Linked DNA regions of Homo sapiens: region 1 is linked to region 2. A link is an interaction called in ENCODE POLR2A ChIA-PET data of the cell type or tissue named here. Cell type or tissue: GM12878. All regions are shown on one strand. Links, peaks and the distances in the headings refer to the core of each region. The heading gives the core; the rest is flanking DNA.

Region 1 (7,551 bases), core at 1,469-6,468, 630 kb after region 2:
AGGGAAGTACTGTGTGTTGTGTTGCAGAGAAGTATAATTTAGGCGGAGAAGCTCTGGAAAGACAATGGGAATGGTGGAAAATCATACTTAATTATGAGATATGTTGAAACATCATTCACAAACTAGAATAACAATTAATTTCTAGACCCCTAGAGCTACTTCTTTGGCTCTCCTCTCTTGTCTCTCTAGCACATATAAGGAATTGCCAAATGATTAGGAAGCTAATACAGTTTGGATTACCAGGAGAGGTGAGGAAGCTGAGGAGTAGTTCCTATTGGGGTTAGAATGCCTGATTTTTTTTTCTAACAATGACCAAATCAAAGAGAGCCTGCCTGGCTGAACCCATGTGTGGGTGGCAGACAGTGTTTTACTGAGTCAAGAGAGTTGCTGATGCATAAGCAGCAGGAGGTTGAGTCATGTTTACCTGAAATGTGGGCAGAGCTGTCTTCTTTCTAGTAAAGCTAAATGTGGATGATGTTTAAAAATAATAGCAGTTGTTGTTTAATGGGTATAGAAATTGAAATTTGCAAGATGAAAAAGTTCTTGAGATCTTTTTCACAACAATGTGAATATACTTAACATTTAAAAAATGGTTAGGATGATTAGTTTGATGTTTTGGGTCTTTTACCACATTAAATAGAAAAAACTAATATCAGACTTCACATCAATATGGATGTGGATAGAGGAGAAACTTATTCCTTCATTCAGCAAATACCGAGTGGACCCCACAGGCCAGGCTCAGTGCAGATTGCTGGGGCCACAGAGGGTATAAAACATGGTCTCAGCCATCCTGGAACCCACAATCTCAGCTTACCACCAGGTCATCTCTATTTTCAACACAGAACTTTATACATTTATTTCAGAAATACACCTGCCTAAGTAACAATTTCATTGTAATTACTTATGAGTTAAAACAATTGCTATTTATTTTAATTGGTAGAAAAAAATAGGGAAAACATTTAGTCCCATCTCTAAGTCTGTATGTGTCTGTCTTAGTTGACATGTAACAGCATCAGGGAATTATAAAAGACTCCCAAACAAAAAGACAGACAAATGGAAAAACCACAGGTCTTGGCATCAGGAGGTTTTGGTTTAAATTTGAGCTCGGCCACTTACAAGCTATTTGAGCTCTCTGAGCCTCAAATTCCTCATCTGTAAAATGGGAATAGTAATACCTATTTTGTATTATTGACATGAGAATTAAATGAGATAACCAATATGAAGCATCTAACCTATAGCAAAACTCAATAAATGCTAGTCCTTTCTTTCATCTCTATAAGTAGATGGGCAGAGTTTCACTTAGAGAAAACAGAATTATGAAAATCTGGAACTTACAAGACAAGTATTTTAGGGCTCTGGTTTATAATTTCAGAAAGAGTAAATTCAGTTTATAAACTGGTTAGCTTCAGGATGCAACCTGACAATTCAATTCCAAATCAAGATAGGACCTCTGAAGCACAGAACCTTTCCAGTACAACTCCCTAAGACCAAAATACCCTTGATCCATTGACTTTGATTAAGTCTCAGGCAGTTTTCCAATGCAATAGCAGTGGGATCATTGTGGGCAGAGGAACACTCCTTAAGAAAATGCCTATGTGTAGGAGGCGACAAAGAGAGATAGACACATTCTCTTTCGTGGTTTGCAATGTTAACTTCCATAAGGTTCAGGCAACTAAGTAAAATTAGAAAAAAAAAGCACATTGGTAGATATTAAGAAACACCTTCCCTTGTAGAGGTGAGATGACAGTATTCTGAAGATGAAGCAGGAGGGGAGCAGAAAATCCTAGTGGTTCATGCTTAGTTAGACCCAGGAGGTTCTTGGTTTGTAACCATGGAGGTTTACGATTTGTCTAAAAAGGCTTTATTAAGAAAAATGAAAAGGAGCAGAAGGAACCGTCTATGTCCATTGACATATCTATTGAATTCTTAGGCTTGCTACCTGGTTCCCCTGGGTCCAAATTTTGGCCACCAGCAGTGACTAGATGACTTGTCATTTTCACCATAGACCTGAATATTATTGCTTGTGACCCCTTGAAGATGCCTCTTCCTGGTGCTTCCTTCCACCTCCCACCAACAGCTCCGCCTACGTTTCCAATGGCATCTAGATGGTGGACTCAGTTTCTGGGCCTTTTGCAGGCCCGTCCCCCTCACCTTGCCCAGTGCAGAGTGAGCCCTTGTCCCTTGCAGCAAGTTTTGTTATTAAAGTCACTGGGCATTTGAGGCCTTTGTCTTTGGATTATTAATCTGCTCTGCATGTACCCAGGACCCAACAATGAGGGCATCTGTTGCAAATCTAATATTAGCAACAAACTCACGTCACATCATCTTGTATAAAGAGAATATTGAGGGAGAAACATTTGATCACTAGCAGAGACATGGAAGCATTGAACAAGGAGCTCTGTCAAATGCTTGGCTCTCTATTATTCAGGGGAGGGAGGAGAGGAGGGGAGGGAGAAGACTGAAGAGTGTAAGCCTTTCTTTCTTCCCATGTGTTCAGCTCTCCCAGGGCAATATGACATACTCTGCACAACTCCTACAATATTTGACCCCAGGTCAGACATAGAGGTCCACTGCGACCCCAGGACACACAGAGGACTTGGATGGTGCCATTAGAAACAGCCACTTATGGGCCTGGGCATAGGAGGGCATTCCTTTGGCAGAGGATCTGCCTGACTAACAAGCCCAGAACAAGTCACCTGAATTAAAAACTTTGGACACATGACTCAGAAGACCCCAGGTGTTTTACCTTTTCTACCAGTGCCAGAAGTAGAGTGAGATTATTTAAGTTAGTCTCCATGGCTTGGGGCAACTTCCCAACCCAAATGGGTCATTTAGAAAGCAGGGAATGTTTCAGAGGTCAGTGGGCCAGCAGGTCAATTTGGCCAGTAGCGCTTGTAAGTTTTTTGAATTAGCTGCCAACATTGAAAAACCTAAAGATTTTAAAATAAAATTCCAAGTTCAAAGCTTCTCTTGAATATTCAAAAAATGGCAGCCACATGGCCCTCATCCCCACATAACAACAGTCACCCCCACTGTCCAAGTCCTTGGCCTTATGATGAGGCAGGAGCCATTGTCCTGACAGCAACACTCACTTAGATAACTTGCAAGAGCCTGCTGGGATTTTGGATTTCCCACCAGGCATCAAGAGTCTCACATGAGAGGTTGAGAGGAGATCTCTGGTCGAGTTTTCTCCAACCAAGCAACATCTGGGTGCTGTGAGCAGTGGGCAAAAACAGAAAAGCAAGAGAAGGACCTCATTTCAAGGAAGAACAAGCTTCTACCACAGAAAAGCCAAGCCCAGCTGGCACAGTGACTTGAGTGAGAGAGACACAGCCAGCCAGTACAGCTTGGATGCTGTGAAGTGCAACACAGAGAAACAGAAACGTTGGCCGACAAGCCTGTCCCAGCCTTGTCATGTGTCCTTTTAGCTGGAATGAAGACGGGGGAAGGGTGGGTGTGGGGAGAGAAGAATGTGCCCTCTTCATGTCCCTTTGTACTTCCACTTCCTTTGGGGCCTGAAAAGAAGCAAAACAAACCAGAACTCTCACTGGCAGTTGCTGAACAAACTAGACTCCCATCTGCGCCTGCAGCCAAACTCCCCATGGACCAAATGCTAGATGGGTGGTTCTCAACCCTCAGTGCATGTTAGTGTCACTCAGGGAGCTTTTAAACCCTTGTACTCCTGCCTATTAAAACAGAATTTCCGGCGGGGGGGCAAGGGGATGGGGGCCCAGGCATCAGTATGTTTCAAATATGATTCTAATGGGAAGCCGAGGCTGAGAACCAATGTGCCAGAGCAGTGCTTCTCAACCATAAACTTGTCCTTGATTTACCTGGGAGGATTAGTTAAAAATGCAGATCTGAGTCATAGGTCAGGGCCGAAGTCTGAGCTTCTGCACTTCTAACAAGCTTGCAAATGATGCCCATGCTGCAGGATCCCAGCCCATACTTTGGTGACAAGGAGCTGGAGCACTTGTGCTTTGTCATTCTCTCTTCTAGTACTTCCATAGAGAAGATAGCGGGCCTATCACCTCTAAGCCTGAAAGTAACAATAGCAATAGCAATAAAAGTAATGATATTACTATTAAAATAATAAAATCATATCAATAACAGCAAGACTTTGATGTGTGTTTCTTCCTGCCAAACACTGTGCTCAAGTTACACTTTTTAAAAATATTCAACAAGAAGATGTAAAATAATTGCTCATTCTTACCTTGAGTTCTTTACTACTCAAAGTGTCTTACTTATATTAGCTTTTTAGACTTCACAACAACCCTTATTGTCCTGGGTGCTGCTGTTATCATTCCATTTTGGGGAAGAAGGAGCTGAAATACATAGAGATGAAGTTGCTTGCCAAGGCCACCAAGTTTACAAGCACAGAGCTGGGTTTAGACACAGGATGTATGCTAGTAATGACCCTGCTACTCTGTCTCTCCAGGCACTTGGGCCTTGGAGTTGTGAGTTACTTGCCCACAGTCATGCTAATCAATAGTGGAGCTAGGGTTCAAAACTCCATTGGCTTTACTTTACAGACTGAGCTATTGGGAGAGGAAATGAATGAGGTATAGAAAGTGCTAGACACAGTTCTTGGCACATCATGGATACTCATAATTTATTTCTTTATTCCTTTTTCCCACTCCCCTAGAGCATTCCTTGGGGGCTGTCTTAGTCAACTCAGGCCTCAGTAACAAATTTCCTTAGACTAGGGGGCTTAAATAACAAACACTCCTTTCTCACAGTGCCAAAGCTGGGAAGTCTGAGATGTAGGTGTCGGCTCTTGATGAAGGCCCTCTTCTTGGTTTAGAGACAGCCACCTTTCTGGTATGTCCTCACATGACAGAGAGTGAAATCTCTCTTGTATCTCTCCTTTTAAGGGCATTAATCTCACTCATAAAGGCTTCACCCTCATGACCTAAAAACCTTCCAAAGACCCCACCTGCAAATACCATCACTTGGGGATTAGGGTTTCAACATATGAATTTTGGTGGGACACGTTCAGTATATGGCAGGGGGCTGGATAGTGGGAAGAGAGAATGGAACATATCAAATGGCATTTAAATGACCCTGCTCCCTAAAGGAGCCAAGTAATGTCAGTGGCATGGACAGAGGAAGGGAGAGGGTTGACAGTAAGTCACACCCACTTCCTAGAGTGAGGCAGCCAATGGGGTGATCAAAGCCAGCCCCCATATCTCTGCAGGCTCATCCTATGCCTGGCAGAACTGGCAGGAAAGGAATATAGGTACCCTAAGGCAGCCGTTGCTACCAAGAAAGGTGATCTGTGTCCATTTGTCAAGCATGATTGGGAGAAAGTGATCAAAAGGGCTGCAGTGAAACCAGGAATGGACTGAAGCAGCTCTGAGAGTCCATGTAGCTTTGGCACTGAACTTGAGGCTGACTCTCCCAACAGAAGACACATTTCCCCAGGGGTTCTAAGACGAGCAGCATGGAGGAGAGCCTGGATATTGCTATGGTTTCTTAGAAGAAGCTGTAGCATGGTGAGAGTGCCTAACTCCTTGTCTGTGTCTCCATCCAAGCTGACTATAATCTCCGTCTTATGTTCTATCCTTAGCATCTAGTACAGTGCCTAGCATGGAGAGAGTGCTTGATTAACAATATTTGTTGAAAGAATTAATGAACGAATGGATGGATGAATGAATGAAAATCTTTTATTGAAATATGAGAAAGGATTTATTCTCTGGCTCTTCAAGTTATTTCAACCCCTGCTTAGTACTAGTTACATTATTTTTAAAAATAATGTGAAAGTAATAATGCTATAAGAGAGAACTATTTATTTTAGCTGTTTCTTATTATGCTAGCCCTTTTTTTCACTTTTATTGAGGTTTTAGGTCATTTATCATTTAATCAACAACATTCATTGACTTCTCACTGCACAGAAAAAAAAAGAAAGACAACAACCAATTGTATTAATCTGATCTAATCAACAATGTGAAACTATAGATAAAGTACTTACAATTTTAGATGGCCAAGTGTAAGTACAGTTAAGGTAATATCATCATGAGAGGCAAGGTTAGGCCACTTGGTTCCTAAGGAGTTTCTCAGGTGGGAAAAACTTATTGAGTAGACACTTGATATTCACAAGGAATGGATCCTGAGATCTTTGCAAATTCCTAATCCTAGCACTTTTCTAAATATTATCCTTATCTGGAGCCAGGGTTTTCCAGTGCATAGCCTTAATACTCCAAATCTATTGCCTGTTTGACTCTCATACCTGATCTCCCACCTAGTAGCTGTTTTTCCAGGAAATTCCTACGCAGGCTCTGATTTGAGATTGCTCATAAGCAGCTGAAATGACTGTTGTTAACTTAGTGAATGCCAGGGATCTGCTGTGACTGCTAGAGTCCAATCCAATTAGACAGTAGTATGAAGTGCCTGGTAGGAGTCAGATACATGTCATGTTAGCTGACACAGCAGGGAACCAAAAAGTATAATTCCTTCTCTCATAAGATTTGCATCTGGTAGGAAAGAGAGCCATTCACAGGGTTGGTTGTGAATTATGAGTGCTTTCAAGGGCTCTGTGGTCCCCAAGTTCCTCCACCCCCTGCTTACCTGAAACATCAACCACTCCAACTGCTCAGGGGTTTCTGGAGGAGTATGCATTAAGTGAGTTAAGACATTTATGCTTGCTTCATCCCCACATTCAGATCCCTGCCTTGGCTCCTACTCCCTCACTCTTACATGCCAGCCCCTTTGCTAATCTGTGAGCACATGTTGCTATCTCAGGGCATTTGCACTTGCCCCTCTGCCCACAATGAAGCCCCATTCCCGCGGTCACAGGTTCAAGGACCACATCCCCCGGAGGTTTCTGTAGCTATCCTATCAGATAAAGCAGCCTCTGTTACTCTCTAACCCCTCACTCTGCTTTATTTTTCCTCATAGCCCTTACAATTACTTGACATGTTATTATATATCACTCTTGATAATGAGAATAGATCATCCAAGAGAGTTGAAACTTGTCTTTTTCACTGTTGTGTCCCCAATTCCAAGAACAGAGCCTGGAACAGTAGGTTCTCAGTAAACATTTATTGAATGAGTAAATGAATAAATGGGTCCTGAAATACATAGACAGATGCAATGTGAATCTTTTAAGAAGAGGCTCTGAGGGATGGGCCAAAAAAATAAAAGATTTTGGCTGGGCACAGTGGCTCACACCTGTACTCCCAGCACTTTGGGATACCAAGGGGGGCAGATCACGAGGTCAGGAGCTCCAGACCAGCCTAACCAACATGGTGAAACCCCCCTCTACTAAAAATACAAAAATTAGCCAGGTGTGGTGGCACGTGCCTGTAATCCCAGCTACTCAGGAGGCTGAGGCAGGAGAATCTCTTGAACCCAGGAGGCAGAGGTTGCAGTGAGCAGAGATTGTGCCATTGCACTCCAGCCTGTGTGACAGAGCAAGACTCCATTTCAAAATTAAATAAATAAATAAAAGATTGTGATGAGAACAGGAAAAGATGCTCTCAGAGATCCACAGGCCTGAGTGTGGTACTTTTTTGGGTGGAGGGCCCTGAACTATTAGGACACAAGGAAACT
Region 2 (7,551 bases), core at 1,359-6,358:
TCAAATGCTATAATTTTCTCTCCAGAAAAATGTATTATAGTAGAGATGACCTTTTTCAGCTGGGCATGTTTAAAAGTCAAAACTAGATGAAAATTTTGCAGAGACAAAATTTTACTTAAAAACCCTTAAATCACTAGCAGGGCTTGGTTGTGCATGCCTGTAATCCCAGCTACTTGGGAGGCTGAGGCACGAGAATTACTAGAGTCCAGGAGGTGGAGGTTGCAGTGAGGCGAGATTGCCCACTGCACTCCAGCCTGGGTGACAGAGTAAGACCCTGTCTCAGAAAAAAAAAAAAAAAAAAAGCCCTTAAATCACCTATGATTTATAGTGTAAATGATTTTGTGATATTTACTATTCAGTAATTATTAAGCATATTGAAACTTGATTACCATTGATCTAGACCAAAGAAAAAAGAATGTGTATATGCTGGTGTCTGGCCCTTTACAGCATTCTGCCTTTGTAGTAACTATTAATTGTCTGGAAGAGAATGGGGAGCAGTGTCCATTCTCAAGCTTGCCTGCTGGTTATAGTCCAGTCTGTTTTTTTCCATAGCCTTAATACATGCTAATAGATTTGTTTGTGGTTGAGGATAAAGAAAACTAGTGGCAAGACTAGGTTCTAAAATCAGAACATGACTTACATTTGTGCAAAATGAGGCTCTACTGTAAACACAAAACTAACTCTTGGTCTGGAACATTTGTTGTTTCAGGTGGATGGGAGGATGGGAATTAGAGCAACTGGGAAATTAGAGCAGCTGAGGCTAGGCGCTGAGGGTGATGAAAACACTGTAGGTAATAGACAGGGAGATGGAGAGGGTTGTGTTAAAACCCGTCTGCTGACCTTCAATTTTTTCCTTGGGCCAGCCCTGGCCAGAGACCTTTCCTCTTTTTAAAATTCCCTTTGCTCCCATATCTGTTCGCTGCTTCCCGCCATCCTGTCTCTCTCCTATGTTCCCTAGTGCTCCTCCCTGGCCTCTTAGCATTCAGCAAGTGAGGCCTAAAGGAAGTTCTCAGTTGGGTAAAAGGAAAGCATAAAGCAGCCTTATCACCACTTCCCTGATTCCTCTGGGGTTTATTGTTATTAATTTTCTTATGCAGTGTTTCTATGAGGCAGCTGTATTTTCAGCTGGAGAAAACTTTGAGACCTTAAGGACAGAAAAAAAAAAAGAGAATCTGTTAAGAAAGAGAGTGAAGAAATTTAAAAGTCAGTATTTCTTTATATAGTATCAACTGTAGCCAGTTCCCATTTTTTCTACAAAATCTTCCCTGGGTGAATAGAAGGTAGATGGCCACTCTCTCTGATCTAATGGTTTCCCATTTCTTTTTTTTGGCACAAAGTTATGAACAATAAAATTCCTCAGTATCTAGTGAAACCATTTATTCACTTGTTATGTCAGCCTATAAATTTGCTAGGAAGTTAATTAGTGATTTAGGTGCTCTGACCATTACAAAAGCCATAAATCTCTCTATAGATCCATAAAGGTACGTCTCTACCTCTTACCCTATTTCCTTCTTTGGTAGAAAATAAAAGGGGGGCATATGATGTACTTTGTTGTTTGTTTATTGCAAAGATTAAATGAGACAATGTATGTGAAAACCCTAATCATTACTTAGCACACCAAACAGTTCAATGCATGCTATTTTCACTTTTTTTCTTTAGATGAACACTCCCACACTCCAGATGTTTCTGTTCTTATCAGAACCTGGTGCCTATTCCTTCAGAACCCTGAGAGGTGGCAAGAAACAATAGGACATGTGAATTTATGCTAAAGCTATTGGAGAGCTTATAATGCCAGAAGCAGAAAGGTGGGGATGGAGTGGTACACAGTTAGCTTTCATATCCATTACAGCAGATTTATATTTCTTTAAGTTGTGCTTTGCAGGTTAGAACTCTTCTTGTTTATGGGGACAATCCCTACCTGATTAAGATAGAAGAAAACTAGTGAGATCCTTAGCAATGTCTTTGAATTTTAATTAATTAACTAATTTATTTATTTATTTTTATTTTTTTGAGACAGAGTCTCGCTCTGTTGCCCAGGCTAGAGTGCAGTGGCATGATCTCGGCTCACTGCAACCTCTGTCTCTTGGGTTCAAGCGATTTTCCTGCCTCAGCCTCCCAAGTAGCTGGGATTACAAGCATGTGCCACCACTCCTTGCTAATTTTTTTTTTTTGTATTTTTTTTTAGTAGAGACAGGGTTTCACCATGTTGACCAGGCTGGTCTCGAACTCCTGACCTCAGGTAATCTGCCCGTGTTGGCCTTCCAAAGTGCTAGGATTATAGTCGTGAGCCACTGCGCCCGGCTGTTTTTTAATTTTTAATTTTATTTTTCTTCTATAGACCCAGGAACTTGAGTTAGCAGTGTTAGGTAATCTGCAAACAAAATGATTTTTGTAGTCGAAGTACCTGGGTTTTTTTCAATTTCTTTTAAAAATATATTGATGTTAACACCCTAAACCCATAAGGATGGGAATTTTTTTTGTTGTTCTTTTTATTGCAGCATCCTGGTCATTTAGAGCAGTGCCTGACACATGATATAAACCCCCGAAGTTTTGTTGAATAAATGAAGGAATGAACAATCTTGTTTAAGTAGACTAATACAAGACAATCTACGCTCTGCCTCTCTAGTATATCTGAGAATGTCTTGTAGGTATTCTCAGGAGTGCTGAGAAAAGATGTTTTTGAGAGACTTCTATGTATCTTGCATTATGTTGGGCTCTTGGGATTTTGTGGTTAACAAGTTAGTCATGCTCCCTGCCATGAAATGAGCATATAGTTTAGTGGGGAAAAGAAAGACTTAAAAAGTGAATATAAGAGGGATGGTTTTTATGGGGAAAAAAAACAAAACGTACAGAGAGTGGAGCAATGTGAGCACTGTAGGAGACCCAGCATGTGAACAGAGGCAGCATTCTGAAAGCAAGTCTCAGAGAACATGAAAACATCTTAAAAACAAAAACAACAAAAATTTCAAATGAAAGGTATTATCAGCAAAGGCCTTGTGATTAATTAGCTGCTCTATCTCTTTCCTGGGGTACAAAGTGAGGAGGACAATTGTCTCAGTGGTTCTGACGTGTGTATGACCCTGAGATGCAGTTAAGGAATCAAGCCTGAATAGGTCAGCAAGCCACTTGTTCTAAAATTCTTCTTGGGAGGAAACATCTGTGTCTCTTTCAGGATGCCAGCCATCACATGGGTCTTTCAACATTAGCATATTTTTCAGCCATCTGCAGTGGTTGCCTCCCTCCCACACAAGCTTAGTCACTGCACACAAACACACCTTTGTCCAAACTTCAGTACCAGGCTTTACAATGAAAGTCTCTGTGGCATCTCCGTGGAACCACATTTCCCAAGAGTGCTGCATAGCTATTTTACTTGCAATGCATTTATCACTTTTTAGCTCATTTGAATGCATGGGAAAACACAGAAGACTGTTGTCGTAGGTGGTGGTGTTTTATGGTTGTTATTGTTTTTCCTTAAAGTCATAGGGTAAAAGAAAGCTTGAAATATCATTTGTTTTCACTTCCTACTAGGCAATTAGGTAGACCCACTCTTAAATAAAACCTCTAATTTAGTATCCTCTCATTTTCAACTCACCTACAGTGATGAAGTTCTACAGGCTCCCTATGTTAAATTATTCTAGCGTTAATAAACCTTATTTTTGAAAATTTCTTTTACTTTTAGCTAAAGTATCTTCCATTGTCTCTGGAGGTAAATGTTAAGTTTCAGTTGTAGAACTACATCAGCTTATGATACAGTTAAGAGCAAAGGTCTTGGAATCAGGCAAATGTAAGTTCAAATTTGACCTCTGCTTCTGATGAACTGTGTGATTTGAGACAATTATATGACATTTTGCATACCAGTTTCCTTTTCTTCATCTGTAAACTGAAGAAACTAACACTCATATCAAGAGAATAATGTCTGCGACCATGATATTGACCCAGTTTCTCCCCCGTAATGAGTATTTGATGTATAGTGGTTATCATTATTGTAATGTTTAAAGTATCTAATAATAATATTGGGAGGAGGAACCATGAATGTTTTGGATTTGTTCCCTTCACAGCCCTTAGTGCCATGGATATGGTAGGTACTCAGGATTTGTGTATAAATGATTAACAAAAAAGTAAGATAGTAAGAGTAAGGAGCAACCTGCTCTTCTATTAACTAGCTTCATGCCGGGGTAAATCATTTACACTTCCTGAATCTTAGTTTCCTCATGTGCAAACTGGTAGTTTTATAAATGCAAAACTGGTAGTTTTGCACTTGGATATTTATGATGAGTATTTAATTTGTTCTTTCAGGTCTCCAGAGAAGGAAGTTCTTTGGGCAAAATTTTTGAGTTTAAGAATTATTTCTTAATGATAATCTGATTTTTCAAAGCTTTCAGGTATTCTCAGCAAACTAGCGCAGGAACAGAAAACCAAACACTGCATCTTCTCACTCATAAGTGAGAGTTGAAAAACGAGAACACATGGACACTGAGAGGGGAACATCACACACTGGGGCTGTCAGGCAGTAGTGGGCAAGGGAACGGAGAGCATTAGAACAAATACCTAATGCATACGGGGCTTAAAACCTAGATGATGCGTTGACAGGTGCAGCAAACCACCATGGCACATGTATACCTATGTAACAAACCTGCACATTCTGCACATGTATCCCAGAACTTAGAGTAAAAAAAAAGTTTTTTGAGAAGAGATATCAGAAATATTGTCATATTTTCTTGATTAGAGTCGAGATAAAAAGAAGTAAATGTTGAGTGTCTGCTCCCTTTGGTATTATCTTATGGACAGCATAGGACCAGGATTGAATCCTGATGACCACACTGGAAGAAGAAGTGGAAAATGAGGTGAAGGAGCCCAATTCTAGAACAGTTCAATTTCATTTGTTATTCTGGTGATTAATGTCTTCAGCTTTATACCTGGAGTGTTTCCAAAGCTTTTCACTAGATGCTCACCTTGACTCTGCCCAATATTCTCAACCTCAGCTAAATAAAACTAGTTTTTGACACCTAAAGAAATGGAACTTGTAAAACGTGGACATAATTCTACTTAAAGAGACAATGATAAACCCATACTTACATTCATTTAACTGTATTGATTTTTTTCTCAGAATTTAAGTGGGTTGAGGCAAAGAGGTATGTGACAGGGAGGAAGGGGAAAATCTTCTGGGGCACTTATATGCTTTTTAGAGTTTCTTTCTATACCTAACTCTTCTCTGGGGTGCTGAGGGTTCCAAAATAAATATTAATTACATCACAAAATTCTAAGAAGATGAATTTTTTTTGTCAGGTTCACCAATGGTCACTTTGGATTCCCAAAGAACACAGTAAACTTTAATTAGGTGATTAAACCATTAGGTGAAAAAGGAGTATTTCAGTATTAGAATAATCTTCTCATCTGATTCCCCAATCAACAAGCCATATGGAATCAACATACCAATATTGACTCTAATACATATTAGTCAGAATATAAAGTTGAAAGAGGTAAATAAGACTACCTCCCTAGGTGTGTATGTGGACTTACAGAACCTAGTTATATGGTGGTATTATACAATGGAATTACGTCACATTTATTCATTTTTGATGGGCAGGTGGCATTCCTTAGGCTTTTGAGTAGACTACATTGTAATGTGGGAAAATCGTTTGTCTAACTTCATTAATTGACAGCACTAATGAGAATACAATTCAGGTTGGTTGGTACAGTTTCACAGTTTTGCTCTATTAATGCTGGAATCATATCTTTATATTTGGCAGTTTTACTCCGAGCCAATGACATCAGCAAAAAGTTCATCCTAAAAGAAATTTCCATGTTGAATCAAATAACTGTAAGAATGTTATTTCTTCTTAACTTCCTAAATTTTGTGCCAATGATTCCATTGGATATAGAGGAAAGAGTCTTTCCTTTGAGAGCTTTCTTTCTACAAACATTAAAAACATACAGTCCAGGAAATCCTTTTAGTACAAACCAGTGGAAGGTGATATAAATGAAAATAAGGGGAAATAAAATAAAAACAGTGGGTGGAATCTGACATATTTGTTTGCTAAAATAACATAGATAGTTATGAATGGCACAATATTATTCAAATTTTACAAACATTTAATATCTTTATCACATAAATCATCTTATTTAATGTTTAAACTTGGGAATTAGCTCTTATTGTCCCCCCTTTCCTTGAAGATGAGGAAATGGAGCAGAGAGGTTAAGTAACTGTCTGAAACAAAGAGCTAGTATGGGTGAGAACCCAAATTCAATTCCAGTTCCATCAGACTGTAGTCCAGTGGTTTTTCCTATTTTGCTGATGGTTCTAACATTTTTTCCTCACTCAGTGCACCTGATAATTTGTGTCTGTCAGCAGCACTGTGCCTCTGGAGGGGTGGGAAGGTGGGAGGTTTCCCTTAAGGGCCCATCAGCATCTATGGATGGGTGGGTATGTGTAGTTTGGGAAAGATGCCAGGGACAATTCCATTTTCCCACCACCCACTTTGGATTCCCAAAGAACACAGTAAACTTTAGTTAGGTGATTAAGTCATAGGTGAAAAAGGAGTATTTCAGTATTAGAATAATCTTCTCATCTGATCCCTAATCAACAAGTCATATGGAATCAACATACCAATATTGACTCTAATACGTATTAGTCAGAACATAAAAGTTGAAAGAGGTAAATAAGACTACCTCCCTAGGTGTGTGTGTGGACTTATAGAACCTAGTTATATGGTGGTATTATACAATGGAATTGTATAATTGACATTCTTTGCATTATCCCACACTCTACCATTTTGGTTTGATTTTATTCTATTGACTTTAGCACAGAACTTCTCCCAGCTTTCCTGTTTAATATCTCTGTGTTATGTGTTTTTGCACACATTTATCAAGCAATTAGTTTCATGGAATATTTCTCAGTCGGCACATTTCCTTTGTTCAGAAGTATATCTCAGAATATATGGGGCAAGAAACTCTTACCACAGAGTTATATTAAGCTTTAATTAGGATAAAACATCAATTCGGGCGTTACTATGTGAAGCTGGAAATCTCTCTGTCACATCTCTGTATTTCTCCTCTTGTGAGCGTCCTTGACCTTGCTTGCCTGTAATGGCTTAATATTACAGGAACCATTTTGCTTGGGCTCATTCTGATACCCATGACTCAACTGCTCCCTAATATGCTTCAGGAGGAGGATTTAATCACTTTCACTACCTCCTACCCACAGGTCTTTTTGTCTTCTAGCCACAGTTATCTCTAGTCTCCCTTGAGGGTCTCTACCCAGCCATTTTCAGCATCCACCACAACTCTACCCCTTTGCCTGTGATACTCTGGTGTCCCAGCCAAGTGACATGCACACTTAATATTCTGTTGTGCTTTATACAGGTTGCCTTAGTTTTCCTTCATGGTCCCTTCTAAGTCATAACTCGTTTTTTCTCAGTAACAAAATGAGCTGGTGAGTTTTGTGATTTTGAATCAGGCATGAGAAATACACAATATTAGGCTATTAGGACCATGGAGCTTACTGAACTTAAGTGCCCTTAGCCCTCTGGAAATAATAAGTATGCTGAATTA

The links. ChIA-PET counts read pairs that join two places held together with the same protein. Peaks named below come from ENCODE experiments on the same cell type or tissue, not always from the same donor. Only the 100,000 strongest peaks of a DNase experiment are listed, where the experiment ranks them.
Region 1: POLR2A ChIA-PET joins it to region 2 with 5 read pairs; 3 of 35 experiments call an interaction of 5 or more read pairs at or near these places.

Annotation. Positions count from the first base shown.
Region 1 is chr11:95,077,539-95,085,089 of GRCh38, reverse strand. No RefSeq gene overlaps it. Among named protein-coding and RNA genes, the nearest start is that of ENDOD1, 8.5 kb to the left of the region's middle. RefSeq lists a silencer at 3,759-3,959. In GM12878, for the core only: no CTCF peak of the experiment used is centred there; no DNase peak of the experiment used is centred there.
Region 2 is chr11:95,711,646-95,719,196 of GRCh38, reverse strand. No RefSeq gene overlaps it. Among named protein-coding and RNA genes, the nearest start is that of FAM76B, 74 kb to the left of the region's middle. In GM12878, for the core only: no CTCF peak of the experiment used is centred there; DNase peaks (open chromatin) are centred at 3,266 and 3,906; H3K27ac peaks cover 350 bases.